Linked DNA regions of Homo sapiens: regions 1, 2, 3, 5, 6 and 7 are each linked to region 4. Evidence: chromatin loops called from intact Hi-C (ENCODE). Cell type or tissue: MCF 10A. All regions are shown on one strand. Region 1 overlaps LOC105377356 (a long non-coding RNA gene). Region 2 has its middle 69 kb from the start of LINC02173. Region 3 overlaps TBCK (TBC1 domain containing kinase). Region 4 holds the start of GIMD1 (GIMAP family P-loop NTPase domain containing 1). Region 5 has its middle 140 kb from the start of DKK2. Region 6 has its middle 200 kb from the start of PAPSS1. Region 7 has its middle 150 kb from the start of DKK2.

Region 1 (4,000 bases), 440 kb after region 4:
CCAATCTGATCTAACTGATATTAATAGAAACTTCACTCAACAACAGCGCATCACTCTTTTTCTCAAGTACATGTAGAACATTGATCAAATGTGCTCCAAGCTATGCCATTAACAAGTTTTAATAAATTGAAAAGAGTTGAATCATACAGAACATGTTCCCTGACCACAAGGGAATTGTGAGAAATTAATAACAGAAAGATATCTAAGAATCACCATGTATTAGAAAATTAAGCCAGATTTTGCTCCATAAACCATGGATTAGAGAAAAAAAATCTATGGAAAGTATAAAATATTTTGAACTGGCTGAAAATGAAACACAATATATCAAGTCTAGCAAAATGTGTGAAATATGGTTAAATCAATACTTAGAGGAAAATTTATAACTAACCGCATATATTAAAGATGATTAGTTACCAAAACTTCCAATTTAAGAAGCTAAAAAAGAATTAAAATCAATGTGAGCAGAAAAAAGAAAATAATGAATATAGAATCAGAAATAACTTACACAGAAAATGGATGAATATTACAGATAGACTATCAAGAAAATTGTTAACCCTGTAGCTAGACTGATGAAGAAAAAGGAAAAAAGATATAAATTGTCAATATTAGAAAGGAAAGAGGGGGCAGCACTAAGATCCTACATTAAGAGGGTAATAAAATAATGTTATAAAAAATTTTATGTCAATGAATTGATCACCTAGATAAAATGGACACATTTCTTGAAAGACTAACAAAATTGACCCCAGGGAAAAAAAAAATCTCGATACGTCTCTACTATAGAAGTTTGTAACTGAAATCCTTCCCACAAAGAAAATTCCAGGCCCAGATGACATTATTGCTGAATTCTTGTAAACATTTAAAGAAAAAAATACCACAAAACTTATTCGCAGGATAAAGAGAACACTTCTCAACTTATTTAATGTGACTGACATAATCCTGACACCAAAACCAAAGACAACATAAGAAAAGAAAACCACAAACCTATATTCTTCACAAATATAGGTGGCACAAATATTTTAAACATATTAACAAGTTGCATCATTACCAAGTGATGTTTATTCCTGGGATGCAAGGATGGTTTAACAATTGAAAACCAATCAATATATTTTACCATATTCACAGACTAAGAAAACACATACAATCACAATAGACGAAGAAAAAGCATTGGACAAAATTTAACACCCATTCATTATAAAAACTAAGAATAAAGGGACTTTCTGTGGATATAGGTCATCTATAAAACATCTACAGCTAATAATAAGTGGCTTCGATTTCCTCAGAGAATGTTACCATAGTAGAAGATCAACACTGGATTATTTTGCTGGCAGGTTGAACATTAAATAGTTGGATGACTAAATGCCTTGATGAGATATTGGACATTGAATAGTCCAGCTAAATGCAATAGGCCTAAAAGCTCATGCTTTTTGGCCTATAAAACTCATCCATCTCTGCCAGTATGGTTACTCTCAGGTCGTGATCTCATTGTAGGAGCAGTAGGGTGGCTAAGGATAGAGTCTGGCTGACATCTACTGGTCAAGTCATTCTGTTAACTTGATGGTTTCATTCACTTCTGTAGGGGATAATCTGTAATGCGCATTAAACTGCAAAACCAAAATCATCACACTTTGTTCTTTTTCCCATAACTACATGCCTCTGTCCTGAACATCTTCATTTCTCATTATTCAGTTTTTCTCCTTTTTCTTTTCAGAACCCTTAGACAATTATACAAGCCATTTGCCATTGCCTATTTACTCTTGTAAAGACAATCTTCACATTGCACATGATATATCAAATCATATATACATATATATTCCAGTATACCACAATTTCTGATTATCAGTACTCACATATCATAATAGCCATGTAAGTAGGAACATGCAAGATTGTCTTAATAATTAATAAGGGAGATTACAATTGCTCAATGACCTTTGAAAATATTTTTAAAAACCATAAAAACCCTTACTGATAGTTAGAAATATAGAAATAAATAAAATATCAGAGCACTAACATGTATAATAATACATTAAATATATATTGTATATTAAATATATATATTTAAGTAACAGTACACTATTATTTAAAATATTGGAAACATTTAGAACTAAAGTGTTCTATTTCTTTGTAAAAAGTTACCAAGAGTAGTTTGAACATAGCCAAAGGAAACTGAACTAGACCGGCCTATGACAGTTTTGGTTAGCCTTCCTCAAGTAAAAGATGAAGTTCACCTTTTGCTTCTCTTCTTCATCCATTTTTCTATTCTGTAGCCCATAGGTTGTCTGTGTTCATCTTAAACCATAAAAATAAGGGTCATACTCTGGGCATGACAGAGCGAAGAGCTGGGAGGACCTTGGGTTCTTGAAGGCTTTTTGAAGCAGAACCTTTCACCAGCCCCTTGCCCTGTTATCTTCAGACACATTTCCTCCCCTTCCTCCTCCTCCTCCTCCTCACTCTCTTCCTCCTCTTCTTCTCCTTCTTTCTTCTTTCTTCTCTCCTTCTCCTCCTCCTTCTTCCCTTCTTCCTCCTCTTCCTTCCCTTCTTCCTCCTCCTCCTTCTTTTCTCTTTCTTCTTCTTCTTCCTGCCCCTCCTCTTCCTCCTCCCCCTCTCCCTTTCCCTCCTCCTCTTCTTCCTCCTCCTCCTCCCCCTCCTTCTTCTTCCTTCTTCTTCCTTCTCTTTTTTAGAGACAGTGTCCAGTTTCAAATGACAGAATCAGCTGATTTAATAATGGTAATTATGTGTCTTTTTAGTTTTTTTGTTTTGTTTTGTTATTTTTTATTTGTTTGTTTTGAGGCAGAGTCTTACTCTGCCACCCAGGCTGGAGTGCAGTGACGCAAGCATAGCTTACTGCAACTTCCACCTCATGGGCTCAAGTGATCCTCCTGACAGCCTCATGAGTAGAGTAGCTAGAACTACAGGCATATGCCATCACGCTGGCCTAATTTTTTTTCTTTTTTTTGTAGAGATCAGGTCTCTCTATGTTGCCCCAGGCTGGTCTCGAACTCCTGGCCTCAAGTGATACTCCAGCCTCAGCCTCCCAAAGTGCTGGAATTACAGGCATGAGCCACTGTGCCCACCCCAGACATTTCCTTTTTCTTTCTTTTTTTTTTTTTTCTTTTTTTGAAATATGTTCTGGCCCTGTTACCCAGGCTGGAGGGCAGCGATGTGATTTCTCATCACTGCAACCTCCTCCTCCCAGGCTCAAGCCATCCTCCCCTTTCAGCTTCCCAAGTAGCTGGGACTACAGGCACGCACCACCACACCTGGCTAATTTTTGTATTTTTTGTAGAGACGGGGTGTCACCCTGTTGCCCAGGATAGTCTTCAACACTTGAGCTCAAGCTATCTGACTGCCTCAGCCTCCCAAAGTTCTGTGATTACAGGCATGAACCACTACACCGGGCCCACACGTTTCTTATATGTGAGAATGAATTGCCCTCTTGTTGAAGGCACTGCTATTTAGGCTTTCTCTCACTTGCAGCCAAATCTATTCCAAAATGATATGCATGCCTCATATATTAAGCGAATTGATGTATGTAAACTATATGCATAGCACTTAATGTATACAAAGGACTTAGAACTGTGGCTGGCAGTTTAATTTTATCTTTAATTATTAATCACATATCAAATAAATACAAATTTAATGATGATAAATCAATTTTTCATCTCTTATGTGAGCTCAATAACTAGTAAAGATGCTGTGGGGTACTTAATATTAAATGTGATTAATAAAAATAGAAATTATTGATATTTTCTGGTCGGAAATAATTTTTATGGATGAAACTTTACGAGGAGGAGATCTTGCAACTGAAATAAAATTATCTATGATAAGTCAAGTCATGTAATAGATAAATAGAAGCAAAATTAAAATGAGTACTTTATTATATTAAATTAATACATAGATATATGTTTAAAAAGACCAAACAGTACAAAAGTCTTGAAAGAAAACGGCAATTTGCCCACTCCTCTTTCTCCCAAGTTTACCATACCTTAAAATGTTTAACTTT
Region 2 (4,000 bases), 130 kb after region 4:
TAGGCATGCACCCCTGCACCAGGCTAATTTTTGTATTTTTAGGAGAGACGTGGTTTCATAATGTTGGCCAGTCTGGTCTCAAACTCCTGACCTCAGCTGATCCACCTGCCTCAGCCTCCCGAAGTGCTGGGATTACAGGCATGAGCCACCGTGCCTGGCCAAAAAGAAAATTTTTGGCTTTAAAATATAAAATGTATATATCATTGCCCCATCCCATTAGCTCTTCTGAAAAATCAGCTGTATTGATTAGCAACTAAAAATGTCAAGGTATATTTAAAAAATATTAAGGACTACTTTAGGGCTTTGAAATAATGAGTTGCTCAAGTCCTCATTAAGAAATAGAGCATATATGAAACTATCACAGTTGGTTAGTCAAGAAAGAGAAATGCTTTTGAGTATCTTATTAAGTGAGGTAAATTAGTGTACTTTGTTTCAATTCATTAACCAAATGTTGAAAAGTAAGGCAAACCACTTTTGGAAGGAATAAAAATTTCCATGAGGACCAGTGGGATAAGGCTCACAAAAATTTATTTTGTTGTAAAGGCTGTAGCTACTTATGTCCACTGATTTTTTATGGCAATTATTTGCAGTAAAAGAAAATAATTTAGGGGGCTTATTTTTTAATGTTATTTAAGATCAGCATTTGATGAAGCAGTTAATGATTGAAAGTAAGAGATTGTAAAGCATATTAGTTTAAATGTTAACCATCAAACAACAGAAAATACTGAGACTTGAAAAAAAAAGAAAGTATTTTTTTTTCTTTTTCTTGAGATTTAAAATGTAAGGTGGTTTTAAGTACCATTTGTTGAGGTTTTATGGGACCCCCAAAAAATGCCTTCTTTTCCTTTATAAGGATAGACAATGAATCAGTTAGATGGAGATTAAAATGCCAGCTTTATAACTAATCAAAATCTGCTATGAAGCGTGCAACTTAGATTTGCATCTACAATTGCCTTCCTAACATTTCACCACCATTAGATGCATGTACTTATTTGGTGTAAGCCACTGTATTGCTGCAGACTCCCTCACAGGTCAGGATGGTTACCACGTGGCATGGGGCAGACCCGAAGGCTAAGGCCCCTTGGTTAGATGGCTCTGGAAAGAGAGAGAAAGAGGAAAAGGCTGAGGTGAACTTGCTCGGTGACATTCACTAGTCAAATCAATTGATTCTTCTCTCATAGGGAGAGGTAAGTAGGGGTAGAAAGGAAGGCTGAGGGTTTCTTTCTAGCCAAAGTCTCCCCAGATGGAAACAGGAAGAATGGAGAATATTTCTCCCCAACCAAGAACATGATTTACTCATCACATGTGTGTGATCTATTATGTTAATAGCAATTATGCCATGTGTTTAGAAATGTGTGTATTACTGGGAAGGGGGGACATAGGGATTATTACATTTCAAAATTTCCACTTCCATTTTTCAGAAAATTACACAGAGAGTTGCAAATCAGAAAGACTCATAAATTGTGGGCATACACACTGCTGTGAATTAATGTCCAGGAGTTGATGGCTCGGGCCTGGAGGAAGAAGAGGGAATGCAGCAGTGCCTTTATTAATGAGCAGAGGCCAGGATACCGCTAAAATCCACTTCTGTTGAAGGCGGCACTGCTGCCATCTGGCGGACTTCGAAGGAGAGACCCATAAGGGGAGAAGTCGGTTCAATTCTGGCATCTTGCCGCTACTTTCTAGGTACGGTGTTGGGGCATTTAAAGATAACAGGTCTCGTTCTTTGCCCTTAGGAAGTCGGGAATTAAACAGGGGAAACAGACCTCACTCAGAAGAATATGGGAAGTTTGGCTCTAATGGGAGGGCCAAGAGATAGTGGAATCCACTACCATGAGGAGTGTCAGGAAAAGATTTACAGAAGAGGCAACACCGGTTTGTGTTGGAAGCAAAGATAAGATTCAACAGGGAGAGAAGTAGGCCCTGCTCCAAACAACTTAATTCCACTGGTTTGTTAAGGGTCTAAAGAAAGTTCCTACTCTTTTTAGAATTAACCTATTTTTTATACTTCTCTTTTATTATCAGGCTCTCCCAAGTTTATAATTGTGCTAATCCATTGATCAGATGTTTTACTCATCCTAATCAGAAGAAAGGTCTCCCTAGCAATAGAAGTTATGGGTATAGTACAACCAGCGTGGCATGTCCCTCCCTCAATACCCCACTAGGATATCTCTTATGCTCTGCCCTGAAAAACATGATGAGTCTTAATTTCAGTGAATTTCCTTGGTCTGTGGTTTACCATAGCATAAACTTTTGAGGTTGAGCTTTACAAATTCAATTTTAATCAGATATTATTTTTCTCCTAAGCAAGCTCTAAATACCACAAATAAAGCTTTCACCAGTTTAGAAACCATCTATAACTCATAAGTGTAATTAGGTTTAAAATGATGCTGAGATTTCACACTATCCCTGTTCAACACTTATGATTTTATGTTCTATGCCTCTATTCCCTAAATACTGGTCAGCTGAATATTTCCCTATTAGAAGCTGTGGTGTGTTAAGGACCCAGCAAGTTAAAAAGTAATAACTTTTGATTTGGCAACAGCACAATAAAATATGGCTAACTGAAACCATTGCCAGCATGAAGCTTGACATATGAAAAATGGTACTTTCAGGTTGCCTATAGTAATGTACAGAGGTGCTGTTCTGCCTGAATTTCATTTGAATTTCCTGTGGTCGTCAAAATGGGTTTCTTTCAATCTTTGTGTCAGTGGAGGTTGATTTGCGTGGGACTTGAGTGGTAAACCTGTCAAACACAACAAAGTTTGTTATTCCATTGGGCCCTGTCATAAAAATCAGTATCTAAAGCTGCCAAACTTAGAGAAATTGGCTGATTCTGGGGCTAGGGCTTATTGCATAGATTTGGATAATGCCTGCACATATGTTTAAAAAGCCTTTGTTTCAAATATGCTTGTGTTTAAAACTCCTTCAGCAAAGGATTTGTAACTAAATAAATACAATGGAAAATAAATTTAAACAAAGGTTTTAACTTTATTTATCCACTTAGTGTTTGAAATACTGTATCCTCCACTCAAAGCTACATTTTCTTCCACCACAATCTTTCTTTTTTTAAACCCAAGTGTTCTTAACATTAAATTTAGAAGATGTGTAAAGATGATGTACAGGCCAAGGAAGATGAGAAAGTCTATAAAACCCAGTTAGAAAGTCTAAGGAGGATGAGCTGAGTTGGAAGCAATGCCAGCAGCCAGATCAGCATAGAAACACTAGAGAAAGAAGATATCGCTTTGAGATGTAACAGACCAACAGTGATGACATCTTCCTGTATTGAGCCACAAAGAGGCAAAATAGTATTCTGGACTTAGGTAGCTGACATTTTTCTGCAGAGGTCTGACCTATTCAGATGAGGATGAATGATAATGCCAAATAGCAGAGGCTAGGCCAATGAAAGGCAGGAAACAGGTGTGTTACCTCAGGCTCAATGTGGCCGGGAATGGCTTATGAAAAGAATGGGATTTAACTTGGTCTTCCCCCCTTCAATTTTTACTTTTTAAGTTATGAAATGCTTTAAGTATGGGATTTGGAGGGTGCATAGTGCTTAAGTAGAATAGATATTACTTATCTTAGACTACTGTTTATTAAATACTACAGACACTGTGCTCAAGTGCTTTATATGCATGATCTTACTCATTCCTACAATTTTTCTATGACTTAAATACCAGTTTTTCCTCCAAAATTGCAGATGATACTACATTAGAAAGGTTAAACAAAGTGCCCAAAGTCATATAGCTGCTGAATGGTGGAGCCTAGACTCAAAGCCAAATTTGTCTGATTCCAAAACCCAAGCTCTTACTGATATGATTTGACCTGTGTCCCCATTCAAATTTCACCTCGAATTGTAATAATCCCCACATGTCAAGGGCGGGGTCAGGTGTAGATAATTGAATCACGGAGGTGGTTTTCCTCATACTCTTCTCGTGGTGGTTGAATACATCTCATGAGATCCGATGGTTTTATAAATGGAGTTCCCCTGGCACAGACT
Region 3 (4,000 bases), 100 kb before region 4:
AGTCCTCACTGAGGTGACACTTATGTAGAAATCTAAAAGAAGTAAAAAAGACAGGTAGGTCTCTGGAAAATGTATGATTCGGGCAGAGGCCACAGCAAGCAAGTCCTGAACTGGTATAAAGTCAGCAGCTCACAAAAGTGTATTCAGTGCGTGCAGTAGAATGAGCAAAGATTAAAGTGACAGGAGATAAGCTCAGAGAGATAGCTATGAGTCAGAAGACGTAAGGCCCTTTAGGCCACTTTAAGACCTTTGGGCTTTTACTCTGAGAAAGATGGGAAGTGATTGGCACATTGCCATATGATAATAATGATTAACACATATTTACTGTAGAACTAAGCACAGAAAGAAATAGAAACCTAGGCCACTTAAACCCTAGCTGTCAAGAGAAAATGTCTCAGTCATCAAGATTTAACGGATACCATAATTTTATAACTCTATTTATGAAGATTATCATCAGCTACTATAATTTTTATATCTCATACTATTTTTAAATTTCTTTTTTGTTTAGCTATAAGACATCTTGAGAAATTGTTTCATACAGAGAGCATGAGTAGAATATTTTCATGCACGGCGCATCTGAAAATATCTTATTCTTGCCTTTAAACTTGGAAAGAATTACTCCATTGTCTTATAGCATTCTTTATTAATGGCGAGAAGGCTAGTATCAGTCTGTTTCCAACTTTGTTGCAGACATCCTGTCACTCTTCCCTGGGAAGTTTTGAGGATTATTTTTACTTTATCCCTAGAGTTATAATATTTCAGCCCAATATGTCTAATGTGGGCATATTTGTGCCAGTCATCATTAAGCATGTACTTTCAATCTGAAGACTCACATGTTCCATTAACACAGAAATATTCACAAGGAAAATTTGATTTGCTACATCTTTCACTGTTTTCTCTCTCTTTTTCTCTAAGTTGGAACTCTTAGTAGACAGATGATAACTGGAACTATTTTTTTAATTTAATTTTTTTGAGGATATAGCAGGTATATATATCTATGAGGTACATGAGTTTTGATACAGGCACAAAATGAGTAATAATCACACCATGTAAAATGGGGTGTCCCCCCGAAGTATTTATCCTTTGTGTTATAAAGAATTCAATTGTACTTTCAGTTATTTTAAGATGTACAATTATTATTGACTACAGTCATCCCGTTGTATTAACTTTCTGTTTTAAGAGCATAATCTTTAGTCCTATCTATTATATAACTTAATTCCAGGAGAGAGAGAGATCCAGAGATCCAAAGAGAGAGAGAGAGAGCAAGAGGGAAAGAGACAGAGAGAGAGTGAGAGAAATCCAAACCATTAATTTCCAGCATTTCTATTATGTCCTCTAGTTGTTCCTTGTCGATAGATACTGTTCTTTGGTTATGGATACATCATTCCTTTGAGTATCTCTGAGAATAGTTAGAAGTCTTTTAATTCTGGGAAAAGAGTATTATCTTCATTTCCTCTATGGTGAGTACTCCCTCTCCACCCCATCTCCAGGCTCTGTTTTTCTCGAACTATTTTTTTACCTCAAATATTACCTCTGGTAATCCGATCCCTGGTTGTCATATTTTGAAGTAAAGGAATAAGCTGATATTCCCCATAATGTGTGTAAAAAAGAAGCAATGAGGGTTACTATTTATAAAGAATGCTATTTAAATTGACTGTAAAATATTCCTTTTTATCAAATAATTTCTCCCATATTAAAGTGCCATATCACTGAGTCTTAAACAAATAGGGAATGTGTGAAACAAGCATAATTTGGGATAAACAGAGTTTTCATAAACATCTTCAAAAAATAAACTAACTGTATAAATGGCAATATTCCAAACTTAAAAAAAATTATTTGTAACTTATCAATAGTTATAGAGGCAAAGATTTTATGTAAAAGCACAATTACATTGATAAATATGTGCACATGAAAGAAAACAAAGTCTTCCCCTTAAAAAAAAAGAGAAACATTCCCTGAGATTAGCAAAATGTAAACCTAGTTTTATGAACTCATTTGGCTCTACAAGTCAATTTTAGAGTAGCTTCTCTTGTTCTTGTCTGTTTCTCACACAACTCACAAAAAACTGATGCCATATTCAGCTATGACACTAGAGGACCTCAGCTGCATACTACTTCAATATAGATGTCTTTCTCATGAAATTAAAGCCAAACCTTTAAAGTGATTTTCCCATTGAACAAGTTCTGAAACTACTGAACACATAGACTGCATTTTCTACTCTCTATACTGTGCTTTTGCTAATTGTGAGCTATTAGACATTAGACTTGCATGTCAAAAAGCACATTCATGTTAAAAATGAGCTGATGAACATGCATACCAAAATAATTTTTAAAAATTCAAACATAAATGACATACCGTTTCTTAGCTATTACTTGAGAGTACATGTCAATTACAATCTGATTTGCTTTTCTGTCCTTTCATATTCTCAGAATTTGATTTTTTAATTTGTTTTAAAATGTAAGGTATAAAGAGGAACAAAAAATGCTATTTTATACCATGAGAAGAACAAATCAGTATTTGCAGAATTTTATGTACTTACTAGCTTTTTAAGTTATATTCTTTAATACTACCAATAACTTGGGTCATGAAATTTTTTAAGTAGCTAATGCAACAGCAAAGTAAAACTATCATATGTCTAGTAGTAGTTAACATGTTACAGTTTAATTGAACATGGACACTAAAAGAAGATTTAGGATTAAGAGAATTAGATTCACACAGTTATATAAAAAAGATACTGACAGGGGACAATGGGACTTTATCCTACACAATTCCCAAGTGAGAATCTTGTTAAATAGACAAACCCGTCAGTAACCAAGAAAATGTAAAATTATACTTTAAATCAAAAAATATTCTACTCCTTTTGACATTTTTCAGTAATTATTGTTACTTCAGGGCCTGGGTGGCTAGCGTTTACTTTGTCATCATTGTCCTGAACAACTGAACATAAGAATCCCTAGTGATTATAAATACAGATAAGACCAAAAGGTAGCTTTCAAAATAATATAATTGATAACTCCCAATAAAGCAAGATTACATTTGAGGACATTTTTACTTATATTAAAACATATCAATTGAGTGGCTATTTGTTTGTTACTGAATTTTTGGGCCCACAATTACCAAGAAGAAGAATTGATCTGCACTACAAACAAGCCTATAGTATACTTAGAAGGACAGATTTACAAACTGATAATTATAATATAAGCAATTAACTAAGCAGATAAGAATTATTCATCATTTTCCTTTGTCTTCAAAGAAAAATAAAACATAAAAATTTACTTATAACATTGGTGAGACCAAAAGAGACCTACAAAAGTCATAAATCTTGGGAAAGTAAGCTTAAAATCTAAAAGAGAAAAACACTATCACCACCACCACCATCACCAAAAAAGATGTTGATAGTTTCTAGGTATGAGTCAACTTGGTTGTATTTGGATTTTCAACATGGCTCAATAAATTTTCAAATCTATTAGGTTGGTATAATCCCAAGTATATTTTTTTATCCCTTTCCAGATATATTTCAAAGGCAATTTACTGTCTTCATGATTAAATCGTCCATAAATCATCTCTAGTTGTTGGTTAAAACATACTGAGGCCAAGATCATGGATTTAATTCTTAAGCAGAATGGAAGACTTCGTATGTTCACAGCCACAGGTTTTCATCTAACCCCAGCCAATACTCCCAAATACAGATAGTCTGTCACAATGAGACACTGCACAACCTATATTTACTTAAAACATCCAAATTTTTAACTACTACCTCCTATACTTCTCTGTTCCTCATTCCTGAGGACCCACTCTTTAAGCTCATCAAGACCTTGGGGTCCCTGTTCTCTAAGCCTCCTCTGTTACCCCAGCCAAGTGGCCCCTTTTTGACATCATTCTTTATTCTGACAGATATGGTTTGCCATTTCAATAATTTTTTGCAAAGATCCTTAATGGGTTCTCATTCAATGGCTCTCCCTTGTGGTAGAATTGAACTCCCTTTCTTGATTTCCGACAG
Region 4 (4,000 bases):
CACTATTGGAGAAGTAAGAATAGAACAGTAGAAGAAACAACCCTTCTTGCTTTCTAACAACATCCCCCATCTTCCCACTTCCCGACCCACTGCCTGAATACACAAGTGGTATCTGCAAAAAATCATCCTTCCTGATTTCCTGAATGCTTCTTTCCTATGAAATATGAATAATGTTAAAGAAGACTTCTGTTTCTGCTTACCAAATTTTTTTTTTTACAACCAGGGAACATTGGTGAAAATACAAACTACTTGTAATTTCTGTTATAAAATAATTAATAAATCATCTCTATGTTCCATTAGTGTAAGTGTTGGCTCTTTAATAAAGAAAGTAAAGCCTAACATATTGGGCAGCTCAGTTAGAAGGGGGGAGAATCTTGGGAGAATCTATTCCATGTACAATACCTGTACAGTGGCCGATCCTTTGTACACTGCATGATCCCCCATAGCATTTTAAGGTCATTAATCATTTTCACTAGATTTATAAGCAGAGTTACTTGCCAATTGCTAAAACTGCCCACGCTACCAATTCAGAAATAAAGACATTTTAATATTGCATATTTATTATTTTTGCCTAGATCTTGTAACTTTATTACACAGTTTTAAGTACCGCAGGTCCTTCTTGTCCTTTAATGCCCCTCACTCCATTATACCCACACGCTAACGTGAACACCTTGAAGGAGCTTCATACCTCCATAAAAAGACACTCATTTTGCGGGTCCCTCCAGTTCACACCAGCTCTCCCAGCTCATTCAGTGGTGTCAACTGCAGTGAGATGCAGTCAATTTCTTTTTACTCCTAAATCAGGGTGTAATGTTTTTAGAAAATTAATTATTCAATCCCAATCCATTTGCTATATTTCGCTTACCTTTTCCAGTCTTGAAAATGCTTTCTCCACAAAGACGTCTCTCGCCCTGGCACAGTTGTTCTTTCATATGAACTTTCACCTTCTGATAGCGTTATTGTACCACTCTGGGACTGACACCGTATGTATTTTATTTAGTTAATTTATTGCCAGACAGCCTCTTTATAAATGATTAGTTGTCTTCCCCTAATCAGCACTGACTTTTTTATGACACTTGACAGACTTGTAATTTTAATAGGTACAGAAATATTCTATTTTTAGTATTTTTTTATTTTGTGCATTTCTTATAAGTAACAACTTATTTATAGCATAAGGAAATGCAATATGGGTATTAAACAGAAATTAGACATTCTTTAGCAATGATTACAATTTTTTCATGATCTACAATTAGATCATGACTTCACATCAGTATTTAGTTCATAATACTTTTCAAATTTTTAAAGATAATTCTTTTTGCTATATTCATATAATAAAAAGTATTATTTTATCCTAATTTATGAAACCACTGGAATGATTATATCAGCACATGTAGCTTTCATATCAATTAATGATAGTATATTTAAGGAAAGGAGTAAAATTAACTATAACTTGAAGTCAAATACATTTTTTCTTAAAAACTTGAGTTTTATTTTCTTACTGAAAACTCAAATTTTATTTTTTCTACTTCTTAGTGTATTACCCATACTGATCCAAAATACTTTCTTGGTGCTTTTAGTAGTATGGTTATAGTCTGATTCATCTTCTCTTGTATTTCTCAAAAAGTCGATGAAATATGTATTTCTGGGTGAAAGAAACTTGGAGACATCTGGAGTGCCTTATGACTTCACGGGCAGAGAGTTAAAAAGTCTTCTTCCTGTGTAGCTGTGACAAGGAAGGCATGAACTGCCTTCCTTCATCTGATAAACACATTGGGCTTCTTGAATGAAGTGGAAAGAATCTCCCCCAGGTGGCAGTAGCAGCCTGTTTCCTAAGAAGTGATTTTTGAGCCAGGATTTATTTTAATTTTTCTTCCTTAAACTGTAAACGGACATTCTTCAACCATCTACATAAACACATATTAATTGTGTTGGGGATTTTTTGAAGAAGAACAAAGCCAAACTTTCTTTCCTATGTTCCTTATAGAACACAGCAAGCATAAGCTCTTAGTTTTTCAACCACCCCCCTGCCCGACTTCAAAGTTACAGTTTAAATCATTTGCTGAATGCAACAGCTGACTGTTAAAAAATAAAGTTCAGAATTCACGAGCATGATTATAAGTTCCAGTAAAATTGAAATTTTTTTGATAATTTTTCATAAGTCTAACGCAGGTTTTAGATTTGAGTCAATTTAGAGGTCTTATAGCAGAATAATTTATTATTAGATGATGTTGAAAGATTGATTTTTTTGAATCAAGGTGAAAGAACAATCTGAAAAATTACATTTTCACCGACTTGGCTAAATATGATGTAGTAGGGATAAAAAATGTATTATCTTTTAACAGCTGGCTGCCAAATTTCTCTTAGGAAGGATACTGTCTGAGAAAATTGTTTAATTTAGCTACTTGAGGTAGAAAACGGGATCCTGAGAACAATAGCTAAACTCACAGAAAGTATTGTAACAGCCAATCTGCTGGCGAAGGGAAAAAGCCAAGAAAAGAGTAGAGAAGATCAGGGTATAAAAGGAGAGAGGGAGTGAGAGACATAAAATGAGGAAGTGAGAGAGAGATGCAGGGAGGGAAGGAAGGAACAGACAAGGAGAGAATGAAGAACTATGACATTATAGTAGGGCAGAAAGCTAGATCTCTCAGTTTTGTAAATGTAAAGGGCTAAGGAACTATTTTAAAGTCAGCCACATTTACAGTTTTCTTACATGAAGGTGGCTTTTTATTTTTGTTTTGTTTTTGGTTTTGCTTTGTATTTTATTTTATTTTGATGAAAATTAATGGAAAAGTCTAAGTTATACTCCTGTGTTAGCACAGGACAGGCACCACAAAAGTTGGAGATTGTGGGATGACATCTGAATTAAAGTAATTTAGAAGAGGCAGGAAGTTAAAGCTAGAAGGACACTAGTCCCCAGGAACTTACAGAAATCATTAGGAGGACATTTAGACTTTCCACAGTTGATGAAATGAGATATTTTGGTGTAAAGGTGACTCTAGCTGACAAGCAACTATTGTATTTCAAATTTTATATATGTACACACACATACATACAAACATATGGGCATACATATATATTCACATGCATATATTTATGCGTGTTTGTATATACAAGTGTATATATAATTTATAATTTACATGTCTGTATACTCAGGAAAATTGTGTCTCTACTCAAATGAGTTTTATTGCAAGTAGCTCTTGATATAGCAATTTGATTAAAATGTACTTTCACAGTTTTAGACAAGTTCCCATTTTCATTGGCTTGAATGGTTAATCCTTTGCTCTGAAGATATTTCTTTTCTTAATAAAGAAGACATTAAGAGTATTGACCAGATTTTGTGGTTAGGATGATCAAATGGCTTTAACCTTGGATAACACTTAACCAAGTTGAGAGGAACACTGATAAGCCAGTTATGGTTGGTGCTGACTTGATTAACTCAGTCTGAGATAGTTTTAGAATAAGGCATCAGATCTTACTGTTGGATGTTTTAGGACACTGGTCAGCAGTTTAAATTTGGTGGACAGATGGTCTTAATTTGAATGCAGTTTGAAGGTTCTTGAACCAATGAAGAATGGCCATGTCTGGACAGAAATATTTATGGGAATATAAATCTTCAGCCTAAGCTTGGTTGGTTGGTCTTTAGTGAGACTACCAGTCACATCCCCATGCAGGAATGTTCATGATGTTTTTGTTTGGTTTTGTTCTTCTTGTTTGCTTGCTTGTTTGTTTTTCTTCTGAGTATTTTGGCATATAATTATTCAGATTATAAATATATACATTATAAAAAGCATTTAAAAATACAGAAAAGAATATAGAAGAAAATAGAACCACTTTTAAATCTTAATTTCCTGGGGACCATAAGACAGTGTCTCTTTTTGGGGATTGACACAACAGGTACATTTCTTTTTGCAATCTACCCATATACTCCCCCTATTTACTCCTTTTCTTTAACAATCACTGCTGAGAGGAATCACACAATTTTGATGAGAGGCATTAATAA
Region 5 (4,000 bases), 530 kb after region 4:
CTACATGCTATGTAATTCCATTTGTATGACATCCTGGAAAAGGCAGATCTAAAGGGACAACAAACAAATGATGACTGCCAGAATCTGGGTTGGAGCCAAGTGACCTACAAAGGACCATGAGGGAATTTTAAGTGGGGATAGAATTTTTTCTGTATCTTGATTACAGATACAGTACCAAGTGGTGGTTACATTAACTGTATGTGTTTCTCAAAAATCATAGAACTGTACCTTAAAATGGCGAGTTCAGTATTTGTAAATTACAAGCTAGTACACCTTAACAAAAAGTAGAATATAATAAAGCTTTAGTATGAAAAATGTTATGAAACTAACATAAAAACAGAAAACTATACTGTTAGTATGCCACTGAGAGTATGTAAGAAGTTAGTTGATGAATAGTCACTACTAAATGACTGGGAAAAAATTGTGTTGGGAAAACTCTTCACTATATGCGGAAAAGCATAGCTCAATTTCGACTTTATGCTACATATGAAAGTGGGTTTATGTGGTTTAAAACCTAGATGCAAAAGGTAAAATGAAAAGATAATAGAAGAAAAGCAATATCTTTGTGACCCAAGGTCAGAGAAGTCTTAAATAAGACCCCCCCAAAAATAAAACTTAAAGTGAAAACTAGACTTTCCCACATCAAAATTAATTATTTTGAAATGGCACTTGGGAAATTCTCAAATGGGCAACAAATTTATTTAGAGAAATGATACAGCTTATTAGCAATGAGAAAAATTAAAAGATCCACATGAAAATATTAATTAGTGAGAATGTGAGAAGACAAGAATTCTCTGTGTAACCTGGTGTAGCCATTCTGGAAACAAATTGGCAGTTCTTAGTGAAACTAAGTATTGATATACCTTTCAACCAAATGATTACACAGATGAACACATATTTCATAGTTATGGACAGGAGAAAAATTTGAATGTGTTCACTGCAATTCAGGTTGCATAATGGCGCGTTGGAGGCAATCTATGCCCTTGCAGTACAGTAACATACAATAGAATATGGTGGAGGAAATAATTTAAAATATGCTTACCCTGTGAGAAGCAGTAATCGAGATGTACAAAAGTTACTTAACCTCAGTTTCTTCATCTTTAGAAAGGAAATATAATAGTACACATGCAATACAATTATTGAGATCAATGAACTAAATTAAAAATACTCAATAAATATTAGTTACCACTACTTTTATTGTTGCATACAACGGTAAAACAACATAATTTTAATAGTGTTAAGTTTAAAAATTAGAAATGGAGTTAAAAGTTTTTTACAAAGTGAAAAGTCATATAATTCCCACTAATGTTAACTCAGCTGAATCTGTCATTTGAAGCTAGAGTATCTCAAAAGCTTATTTTCTTCCCTTCTAGGCTGTTTGTACCAATATTTCGACAAATCTTTAAGATTTGAAATGACTTATCTCCCACTATTATCAAATCTTGAAAATGTTTGCAATAATTTCTAACATGTTGTACTTTGCATGTTTACTTCTCTACACTTTCTTTCTTTCCAATGGATTATTTACCAAGTTGACTGCTTCTGCACTGTTCCGAGCTGAGCTGTAAGCATACACCATCGCCCTCTGCTGGTTGAACATTTAGCATCCTATGAAGAGTAAGGTCTGAATTCTCTGAGTTCTAAAGTTAAACTTTATGTTATGATTAACTCATAAAATATCAGTGTTACTTATTCTAACTATTTAAGTAGAATTTGCATTCTAGCTTACATGGATTATATAGTAAAATCATTTTTCATTTTAGGTCAGAAAATGTTAAAATATTTCCATAAGATGTCAATGTTATTTCAATGGAATTTAATTTCATGGCAGTTAGTCTAGTTTCTCTCTCTTTCAGATACCCATTCATATAGGTAGTATTTCACTTTCTTTGGTGACTTCTTGAAGTGTTGACTTTTTTTCTTAGATTTAGTATAAAGGTTTGAAATTTCACCTTCCAAACTAATAATAATACCTGCATTAATTCCGACTTTGTAATTTGAATTTATCCTTCTCATCTCACTCACATGCATCAATATGTTTAAAGCTTTATGCTCCTTATCTTTTTTCTTCCTTTTTTGAGATAAATTTTCAGTCACCAAAGCTGCAGTACAGTAATGCAATCATAGCTCATTGTAACATTGAACTCCTTGGCTGAAGTGATTGTCCCACCTCAGCCTCCTGAGTAGCTAGGACTATGAGCGAGCGTGCACCATCAGGCCTGGCTATTTAAAAAAAAAATGTGTAGAGACAGGGTCTCACTATGTTGCCCAGGCTGGTCTTGAAATCCTGGACTCGAGAGATCATTCTATTTCACCTTCCCAAAGTGCTGGTATTGCATGCATGAGTCACCGCACCTGGCCTTTTCTTCTTAAATCAGTTTTCTGGTATTGAGAAGTGTTCAAATATGGAAATTGTTTTCCTGGGAAAAGGTGATTTTAAAGTTTAAATTTTTAAATGTTGTTTGACACTGAATTTTTTTTTCTTGACTAACATGAAAGGAAATAGAAAGCCTGGAAATAACTTTTAGAATTTAACTCCTTAAAAATGGTGGCTTTGAATTAAGCATACAATTTTCATAAAAGTTACTTATTAGTTTGTTGCTTCATTTTGTTGTGTCTTTAATCAGAATTTTAAGATCTATATGGTAAGCTTCTCTGGAGTCTGCCTTGTATAAAAGGCAAACATCCCTCCCCTTCCCATACTTTATCTGAACTGTCGCTGTCAATGACATTTCTCAACACAGTTGTTTCAGTTCTACAAAAAATCAATTATAATTAAATAGACAGTTCTAAGCCTCCAGTCTTGTTGCTTACCCTGATTGTTAATGATCTGTTGTAGGAGGAAATACTTGTCCTCTGTAGAATCTTCTTCTCTGACTCGGAATTTGTGCCAGATAGAAAATGTCCTTAACTAAGAAAAAAGCAGATTCCATGTAATTGAGCAGTTTTGAGTGAGGTTCTTAATCCTGAGTTCTAGTCTGATTGCACTGTGGTCTGAGACTCCTGAATGACTACTGGGTACATAACGAAATGAAGGCAGACATAAAGATGTTCTTTGAAACCAAGGAGAACAAAGACACAACATACCAGAATCTCTGGGACACATTCAAAGCAGTGTGGAGAGGGAGATTTATAGCACTAAATGCCCGCAAGAGAAAGCAGGAAAGATTTAAAATTGACACCCTAACACCACAATTAAAAGAACTAGAGAAGCAAGAGCAAACACATTCAAAAGCTAGCAGAAGGCAAGAAATAACTAAGATCAAAGCAGAACTGAAGGAAATAGAGACACAAAAAACCCTTCAAAAAAATCAATGAATCCAGGAGCTGGTTTTTTGAAAAGATCAACAAAATTGATAGACCACTAGCGAGACTAATAAAGAAGAAAAGAGAGAAGAATCAAATAGACGCAATAAAAAATGATAAAGGGGATATCACCACCGATCTGACAGAAATCCAAACTACCATCAGAGAATACTATAAACACCTCTACGCAAATAATCTAGAAAATCTAGAAGAAATGGATAAATTCCTAGACACATACACCCTCCCAAGACTAAACCAGGAAGAAGTTGAATCTCTGAATAGACCAATAACAGGCTCTGAAATTGAGGCAATAATTAATAGCTTACCAACCAAAAAAAGTCCAGGACCAGAAGGATTCACAGCCGAATTCTACCAGAGGTACAAGGAGGAGCTGGTACCATTCCTTCTGAAACTATTCCAGAAAAAGAGGGAATCCTCCCTAACTCATTGTATGAGGCCAGCGTCATCCTGATACCAAAGCCTGGCAGAGACACAACAAAAAAAGAGAATTTTAGACCAATATCCCTGACGAACATCAATGCAAAAATCCTCAATAAAATACTGGGAAACCAAATCCAGCAGCAGATCAAAAAGCTTATCCACCATGATCAAGTGGGCTTCATCCCTGGGATGCAAGGCTGGTTCAACATACACAAATCAATAAACATAATCCAGCATATAAACAGAACCAAAG
Region 6 (4,000 bases), 1.1 Mb after region 4:
CTTGCTCCAGAGTTAACTCCTTTGTGTCCTCTTTTTAAATTATACATACATTTCCATTGGAAATTGTATCCATCTAGTAGCTGAAACAATCATCTAAATGTTGACTAATTACAGACCTATTTCCAGAATCACATATTTAATGCCTACTAGACAACTACAAATATTCTAGGGCGGGGGGTCAGGAAACAGGAGAAAAGAGTGAACATTCATTGAGCATTTCTGTTTTGTTATTTGTTTTTTGTTTTTTTTTTGAGACAGAGTCTCACTCTGTCGCCCAGGCTGGAGTGCAGTGACGCAATCTCAGCTCACTGCAAGCTCCACCTCCCAGGTTCATGCCATTCTCCTGCCTCCGCCTCCCGAGTAGCTGGGACTACAGGCACCTGCCACCATGCCTGGCTAATTTTTTGTATTTTTAGTAGAGACGGGGTTTCACCATGTTAGCCAGGATGGTCTTGATCTCCTGACCTCGTGATCCGCCCGCCTCAGCCTCCCAAAGTGCTGGGATTACAGGCTTGAGCCACCGTGCCTGGCCTCATTGAGCATTTCTAGAGCTCCAAACACCTCAGACTTAGTTCACCATCATTTATCAACCACACATAATGCCTCCTTTTACAGATACCTACTTTATGCCTTGGATGGCATAATGCCACCCCACCACTGACACCAGAATCTGAAGAATCACCCTGTACTCCTCACTCTTACTTGACCACATACTCAACTAGTTATGAGACATTTGAGATTCTGCCTCAAAAGTATTTGTGAATATATCCTTTTTCTATATCCTTACTTCCAGTACCATAGTTGTGGCTGTTACTAGTTTTCACATGGATTTATGTAGTAACCTCTCAGCTCTCTCCCCTCCTCTTAGCTTGGTTTCAGCAGGCAGAGCTATTCAAAAACTCAAATATAATCATACCCTGCTCTTGCTTAAAATCTTTTGATGACTATTATCCTTGCAAAAGGTTTAAACTAATTTCCTGCCAGTTCCCTGTCAACACCTGTCACAGCATCAGTACTAACCCACACACATTTCCCAAGTGTGCAGCACCCAGAAAACAGTGCTCTGTGTGTCTTTTGCATGCACAGTTTAATTGTTTTAAATTGACAGATAATGTTGTACATTTTTTATCATGTACAACATGATATTTTGGAGTATATATACACTGTGGAATGGTTAACTAGCTCATTAACAAACGTATTACCTCACATAGTTATCATTTTTGTGGTGAAAGCACAGAAAATCCACTCTTTTTATATTTTTCAAGAGTATAAAAGATCATCATTAACTATAGTCACCTTGCTGTAGAGTAGATCTCTTGACATTTATTCCTATCTAACTGTAATTACGTATGCTTGTTTTATGGCTCCAGAAAACTCTGTCCTCTCCTCACCTTTTCAAGAGCCCCTTCTCAGTGCCAGTGTAGACCTAATATGCTGTGTTCTTCTCCTCAAGGTTGTCTTTTCTGGCCTTTTACTTTGTGAACTCCTTGAATCAGACTCCGTCTTCCACCCCTTTGTCCTTGGCATCTAGCACAGTGTCTGCAACTCAATAGGCTTAGAAGAATATGTTCGAACAAATAATAGTGCCCAAAATTCCTTTACCTATCTCTAACAAGCCTGTTATGTAAGGAACCATGACACATTTGAGAAGTAACAAGGTGCTTGGGGCAAAGTATCACCTGGGATGCAAGTACATGCTGTGTTCCTTATTGAAGCTTTGCCAGGCACTGGTTAATGCATGGATAAAAAATTTTTCCTCATCTCTTCTGCAAGCATATCTTTAATTAAAAGACTAACCTGATTAACCAAAATAGATGAGTTTTACATGTAAGCAAAGGGTGCCTTTTTGGTGAGAATGACTAAAGGAGACTTTTTAAAATAACACAAATTTTGAAGGTAATCATACAGAAGACAGTGGCAAAACTCAAAGTACAAACGGGTATTTCATTCTCTAGACCACACTGCCTCCCTGTGGGAGGTTTTTTGGGCAAGGATGTACCTAAAGGAAAGTAAATCCAGTTTTGCACAATTGTAAAGTAGTGGTAGCTAGAGTTTATATAATTTTATACCAGAAGTCCACTCCCAAATATTGGGTTATAAATTGTGCTAGTTGAGTGATTTATTTTCTGAAAGACTTATGCCCATATTTTTGGATTTGGAATAGAAACATTTGTGTTCTTTTAAAAATAAGTAGTCCTGGGAATGATTTTTCCAAATGCCAAGACCAAAAAATGACATAACCACAATCTAATTATTTTGTTTTTACTACTTTGAATAATTATACTTTAAAGGTCTTAATAATTTGATTTACTTATGAGAAATATAAGACCCTAAGATCCCTAAAAATCAAGAATGGCAAAATGAAGATCTATTTGCTGTGTACCCACCACAACATTTTTTACTTAGTTTTTATATTATTTAATGACATATATCAAAAAATCAATATAGTCATTGAAATTAATGACTGCTCCCAGCCTATAGATTCCTCCTGAAGTAGAGCGTACACAAACCAAAAATATCAGATGCACTTCTGAAAGTTAAAATGATATAGTCAGTTTAAAAACATTTCAAGAATCATTTTTCATTTACCTTACAGAAAGTAATTTGTAGAATGCTACCTTTAGGCCAGGCATGGTGGCTCATGTAATCCCAGCACTTTGGGAGGCCGAGGCAGGCAGATCACGTGGTCAGGAGTTAGAGACCAGTCTGGCCAACATAGTGAAACCCCATCTCTACTAAAAATACAAAAAATTAGCCAGGTGTGGTGGTGTGTGCCTGTAATCCCAGCTACTCTGGAGGCTGAGACAGGAGAATTGTGTGAACCCAGGAGATTGGAGGTTGGAGGTTGCAGTGAGCCGAGATCGCACCATTGCACTCCAGCCTGGATGACAGTGCTAGACTCCGTCTCAAAAAAAAAAAAAAAAAAATGCTACCTTTGAAAAGAAAATGAATGTATATTTTAAGCATGATATACATTTTTTTCATGATTTCGGGATTAATTTCTTTAAATTTGCCCCAAGTTTCTAATAGTATGTAGCATTATTCAAAGGCAGAAAATGGACTTAGTTGTCTGTTTCTACAAAAGGCTTTGAGCAATTTCCAGAAATGAAATAATTGCTCATGATCTACCTTAATGCATATATTTGAAGACCCTGCTTTTAAATTTCCGGAATCTCAGAAGTATTCAAATTCATTACTTGTCTATTTCCTGACCAGTTCCCTTTGAAGTCGTTCTGGAGTCCATGCTATTATTTGAAATGCCTGGCCGTCGGTAAATAGTTGCTATTTCCTTGATGTCAGTGAAGCTGCTTTCTTTTCTGTGACCTTTACCTACGGTACCTCTTGCAGAGGCCACATATGTATTTACATGTCTGTGCGCTCTGGTCCATACATATGGTCCTTGTTAGATGCTTTTACTGCTTTACCTCAATAAGAAAGGAAGTATATTCACGATATTGACTCTTCACTGAATCTACATTTCTGTTTTCTCCAAGGGTCAAGTTGTCTTATTTACTACACACATACAAATAAAAGCTTAAGCAACTTTATTTTTAATAATGGACAATGAAAGTACACATGCCATCCATATGACAAGGACATGATTTCTGTCTTTCTGTACTGGTATTATTATATACTTCAGAGTTTAACAAAGACGATAGTGTGTGTAATGTTTTTCTTATGAGCAGAGACATGAATTTGGGACATAGCAAGAGAAAGGTAGCCTAAGGGAAAGATTAGAGGAAAAGAGAAGAGCTGAGGGATATGCCTGGCTCCCTCTCAAAGGAAGAAGCACACACCTTCATGTCACAAATTTAGGCCAAAGGGGAAAAATAGATTGTCATAAAGGGAAACGGGAAACAGGATGTAAAGCAAGAATGCTTTCCTTTTTCTCTCCGTTATCCAACTAGGCTTATAAAGTACAGAGGAGAGACCACTCTTCTAAGACAGAAAACCTGGGATTTTTCATGATTAATTTTGTGATCTTGGCCAAGTCAACCTC
Region 7 (4,000 bases), 810 kb after region 4:
TATGCTGAAGCCCTTACCTCCAATGTGATGGTATTTGGAAACGGGTCCTTGGGAGGTAAAGTTCAGATGAGGTCATGAAGGAGAGACTGTCATGATGAAATTATGTGTCCCTATTAGAAGGTGTCCCTATTAGAAGTTGTCCCTATTAGAAGGGACACCAGATAGTTTGTTTCCTCTGTTTCTCTCTTCACCATGTGAGCACACAGCAAGAAGAAACCTCAGAATGAAAGCTACCTTGCTGGTACCTTGATCTTAAACTTTCCAGCCTCCAGAGCTGTGAGAAATAAATTTCTGTTGGTTAAGCTACCCAATCTATGCTACAAGGGCCCTCAGCTTTCAGAGTTTCAGTTAACAGTAAGGAGACTTGGAGAGGCACTATAATGATCAAACACCCTAACTCAATGCCAGATCTTCTGTAACTAACACTAAACTACACTAACAAATATATTGGAGTCAGGTCACTTTCTCATTAGAATAGCAGGTTAAAATAGTAAAAATTATAAGTCATGAAATCCTGAACATATTTGATGCAAAGATGTCTGGAAGGGGAAAGAGAGTTGGTAAGAGGGAAGGGAAGAGGGCAGCAACTTTACTATGAATACCACATAAGGCAACCTAACACTTAGGGAAAAAAACATGGGCTTTGGAGAAGAGCCGACGTAGATTCAAATCCTAGCCCTTTCCCTCATAAGCTGTGTGTGATCTTGAGCAAGTTATTTAAACTCTGAAGCTGAGTCTCCTCATCAGTAAAATGGAGATAATAAGCAATTCCTACTTCAGGGGTTGCCGTGAGCATTAAATGAGATACTATATACAAGAAATACTTTACATACAGTAGGTGTTCAACAAATGTTAACAGCCTTACCTCTATAGTGAAGGCTGAACCAAGGCTGAACTTAGAAAGCCAGCTCACTGAAGTACAACTAAACAGCCAAGTGAGCTCTATCAAATAAATATAAACTGGAATCCATTTCTCAGCAGGACCTCATTCAGATAATATTTAAAATAAGTGAATTATTGAAGCTTAAAATCAAAACACAGTCCCTGTCATATTATGTGCAAATAATAAATATTTGTAGTAAAAAGAACTATAGCTAAATGATTTGATTTAAGAGGACTAATGCCTGATGATAGAATGAGAAGCCTCTGTACCAGAAAAGTGAAGAAATGTTTTAAGTTAGGTAAGAATAGAAGAACCTTATCAAAGTACCTCAAATACCACCACCTTATTCTCTACCTTTACTCACCCTACTTATTGATTGATGCCGATTATAACATTTTGAAAAAGGAGAAAGTGGGAAAACCTAAAGACCACTGAGATATTCTATAGAGCAAAAACTTGTTAATTTCTGAAACAGTTGATCTATATAACCAGGAATGGAAATAATACTAAATAATACTTGAAAATATAATTATCATTTTGAATTATTCCTAATAGAGCCTGCATAGAATACACAATCCATAATGACCCAGAGTCCATTAGTCTCAACTAACAGCACAAAGAAATTTCAAATACTCTTTTAACGCTGGTCTTCAGGAGTCCAAAGGCCGTTGTATTAGATTCACTCTGTGAATGGTAAGCACTGACCTCTAGTGGCAAGCATGATTAATCACAGCTCTGTCCTTCAGTGACCCCAGGGAAAACACCCACACCAAGGTAGAGGCTTCCTTACGGAATACAGTTTTGGAGGCTGGCAATGTCAAATGAGATCAAATTTATACCTCTTTAAAAAAAAACCATGAGCACTTCTCCTACCTCCTGATGGAAATCCCAAAGGGGTGATGTGTTGAGTTTGATAGAAATACTCTAAGAAACTGAGAATAAAGACTCTGGCCTTTCTAATATTTAGAATTTGGATGTATGACCTCATGAGCCCACCACACAGACATGAAAAGCAGTGGAGACTCAATGATCATACATATGCCTCTGTTTACTCCTTTATAATATTCCATGAGGAGCTTCTAAAGACACTGGTCAATTAAAAACAGGGCTAGAAACTCCTCTATGCAGAAAAATGATTGACTTTTGGGAAAGTACAGAAAAAACAAAAGACAGTATCCACCCTCAAGTACATCAGAAATTAATAGAGCAGAGAGGATGCAAGTTAATTTGTTTTTCTACCTCTGTAGAAGAATCAAACACTCAAGCAATGGCAAATTTAAAAATACGGGGAAGGAGACAAAAAGCAGAAGAGATACATCAAGTGACTATAAATTTATGGGTTTTAATTTTCTTAAAAAAAGGGGGTAGAAGTGATCTTAAAGATAAATTATGTATTCCAATTCTATCATTTATAAAGAGAGGGATTGAGGTCCCAAATCAAAAAGCAGAAAACCGAAATTCAAAACCCCACATCAGACCACATGACCTACCTTTAAGAACTAAACTTTTGTTCAATTTGGACTTTGAAAGAAATCTGGAATATAAAATAGATTATTTGAAAGGAAACTTTTTCTCCTCTAGCTACACTTGGAGATAAGCTCAATGAATGAAATACGCATTTACCATTGCCTAATGCAAATGGATAAAGAATGAAGGTGATACTGGATAATTTGGTATGCTTTTATTTCATCTTGTACGTTAAGTTCAATTTTATACCTCCAAAATGATTCCAAATATATCTCATTTAAGGTACAATATTCTGTCTTTCATTTTTCTTTTGCATATAAATATCAGCCAAATTCAAATTACTTCTAGTAGATATTTCCCCTTCTCTTTTTCTTTCCCTCATTAACAACATTTGCTTCTCTGTTTTCACTCCAGGCAGCAAAGCTGAATAGATTGTTTAATACTATTTTCCTAGAACATCTAAAAGTAAGAAAGAAGAGAGTAGAAATCTGTGGAAAAATCTTTTCTTCAAGATTTCCATGTAGGGGTTTCAGATTGTTTGGATGAGTTTCAAATAAACATCCCTCTTCTTAGTGTAGTTTGATGCATATTTTTAGCCTCCAGAGGGGAACACTGATCTGCTAAAATTGTCATATTTCAGCTAAATTATAATTTGCTAATCCCTTAAGGCTACCGGACAGGCTCCATGTCTATTCAGACAGGCTTTAATATAAATAATGTTTTAAACAAAGTTGATAAAAGTTTATTTTGGGAAAAGTAAAATGGCATAGAGTAGAGGTATGACTCATCCAATACTCCCCTTCTACTTCATGATGTAGGAATAAAATACATTATACTATGTAATAAACTCTGTTGTTAAACATATATTTAGGGGCTAAATTCAGGGATAATTTATTATGAGTAATAAAAGGTTACCATATAGACACAAAAGAACTTTTATTTTTAAAGATATAGAAAATTGTGAATACAACTCTCTCTATATAACACACACTATTATAAATGCATAATAAAAAACCCTACTGAACATAATTTATTCATTTTTGATGACTGATTCGGATTTTGCCATGTTTCAGTATTACTCTGTGAATATCAATTACCATTGGACATGGACTCAAATGTTGGTTTAAACAGGTATTATTAACATAATATTAGACAAATAACCATCAGACTTGATAAGTTTAGCTCCCACTGGGAAGAGAGTTTTACTTGTGATTCTATCACTCAAAGTAGCACAGGATGAAGCAGGATGTTAAACTTGGCTTTGCAAGAGAGCCTAAAACCACACAGCAACTTCTGCACAAAAACTTTGTGAATGAAATGTTCACATTTTTTACTATGAGAATTTTCCTTGTTTTGACACTCATTTCACTTCTAGAAATCTCCCCTAAGAACATTATCCTGCAAACAAATATGTATGAAGATAATCATTTCAACATTATTTAAAATGCCAAAATAATTGGATGAAGCTAAATGTTCAACATGAGGAACCGTTAAATTCAATAGTGTATAGTTGTATGATGAACTCTTCTATGCCATTACAGATTATGTTCCATGAAGTTTAAAAAACATGAGAAAAGACTCATATCAAACCGCAATGAGATACCATCTCACACCAGTCAGAATGACTATGATTAAAAATACAAAAAATAA

What was found. Peaks named below come from ENCODE experiments on the same cell type or tissue, not always from the same donor. Only the 100,000 strongest peaks of a DNase experiment are listed, where the experiment ranks them.
Region 1: it touches region 4 in a loop (17-fold over the local background); 26 of 110 quality-filtered maps call a loop at or near these places.
Region 2: a loop joins it to region 4, with 17 times the contacts of the local background. A loop is called at or near these places in 47 of 110 quality-filtered maps.
Region 3: it touches region 4 in a loop (19-fold over the local background); 14 of 110 quality-filtered maps call a loop at or near these places.
Region 5: it touches region 4 in a loop (24-fold over the local background); 20 of 110 quality-filtered maps call a loop at or near these places.
Region 6: a loop joins it to region 4, with 11 times the contacts of the local background. A loop is called at or near these places in 2 of 110 quality-filtered maps.
Region 7: a loop joins it to region 4, with 7 times the contacts of the local background. A loop is called at or near these places in 16 of 110 quality-filtered maps.

Annotation. Positions count from the first base shown.
Region 1 is chr4:106,807,774-106,811,773 of GRCh38, forward strand. All of the region lies in intron 5 of LOC105377356 (a long non-coding RNA gene), which reads left to right. Among named protein-coding and RNA genes, the nearest start is that of DKK2, 230 kb to the right of the region's middle. In MCF 10A, a CTCF peak has its summit at 1,530 (motif pointing left); a DNase peak (open chromatin) is centred at 1,508.
Region 2 is chr4:106,500,660-106,504,659 of GRCh38, forward strand. No RefSeq gene overlaps it. Among named protein-coding and RNA genes, the nearest start is that of LINC02173, 69 kb to the left of the region's middle. In MCF 10A, a CTCF peak has its summit at 1,618 (motif pointing left); a DNase peak (open chromatin) is centred at 1,612.
Region 3 is chr4:106,264,286-106,268,285 of GRCh38, forward strand. All of the region lies in intron 3 of TBCK (TBC1 domain containing kinase), which reads right to left. Among named protein-coding and RNA genes, the nearest start is that of TBCK, 50 kb to the right of the region's middle. In MCF 10A, a CTCF peak has its summit at 2,096; no DNase peak of the experiment used is centred here.
Region 4 is chr4:106,367,845-106,371,844 of GRCh38, forward strand. It overlaps GIMD1 (GIMAP family P-loop NTPase domain containing 1), which reads right to left and starts at 934. Exons shown (of 3, transcript NM_001195138.2): 1 at 866-934. RefSeq lists an enhancer at 1,666-1,715. In MCF 10A, a CTCF peak has its summit at 1,806 (motif pointing right); a DNase peak (open chromatin) is centred at 1,787.
Region 5 is chr4:106,897,238-106,901,237 of GRCh38, forward strand. No RefSeq gene overlaps it. Among named protein-coding and RNA genes, the nearest start is that of DKK2, 140 kb to the right of the region's middle. In MCF 10A, a CTCF peak has its summit at 1,587 (motif pointing left); a DNase peak (open chromatin) is centred at 1,564.
Region 6 is chr4:107,517,273-107,521,272 of GRCh38, forward strand. No RefSeq gene overlaps it. Among named protein-coding and RNA genes, the nearest start is that of PAPSS1, 200 kb to the right of the region's middle. In MCF 10A, a CTCF peak has its summit at 1,968; a DNase peak (open chromatin) is centred at 1,979.
Region 7 is chr4:107,181,765-107,185,764 of GRCh38, forward strand. No RefSeq gene overlaps it. Among named protein-coding and RNA genes, the nearest start is that of DKK2, 150 kb to the left of the region's middle. RefSeq lists a silencer at 1,368-1,662. In MCF 10A, a CTCF peak has its summit at 1,622 (motif pointing left); a DNase peak (open chromatin) is centred at 1,587.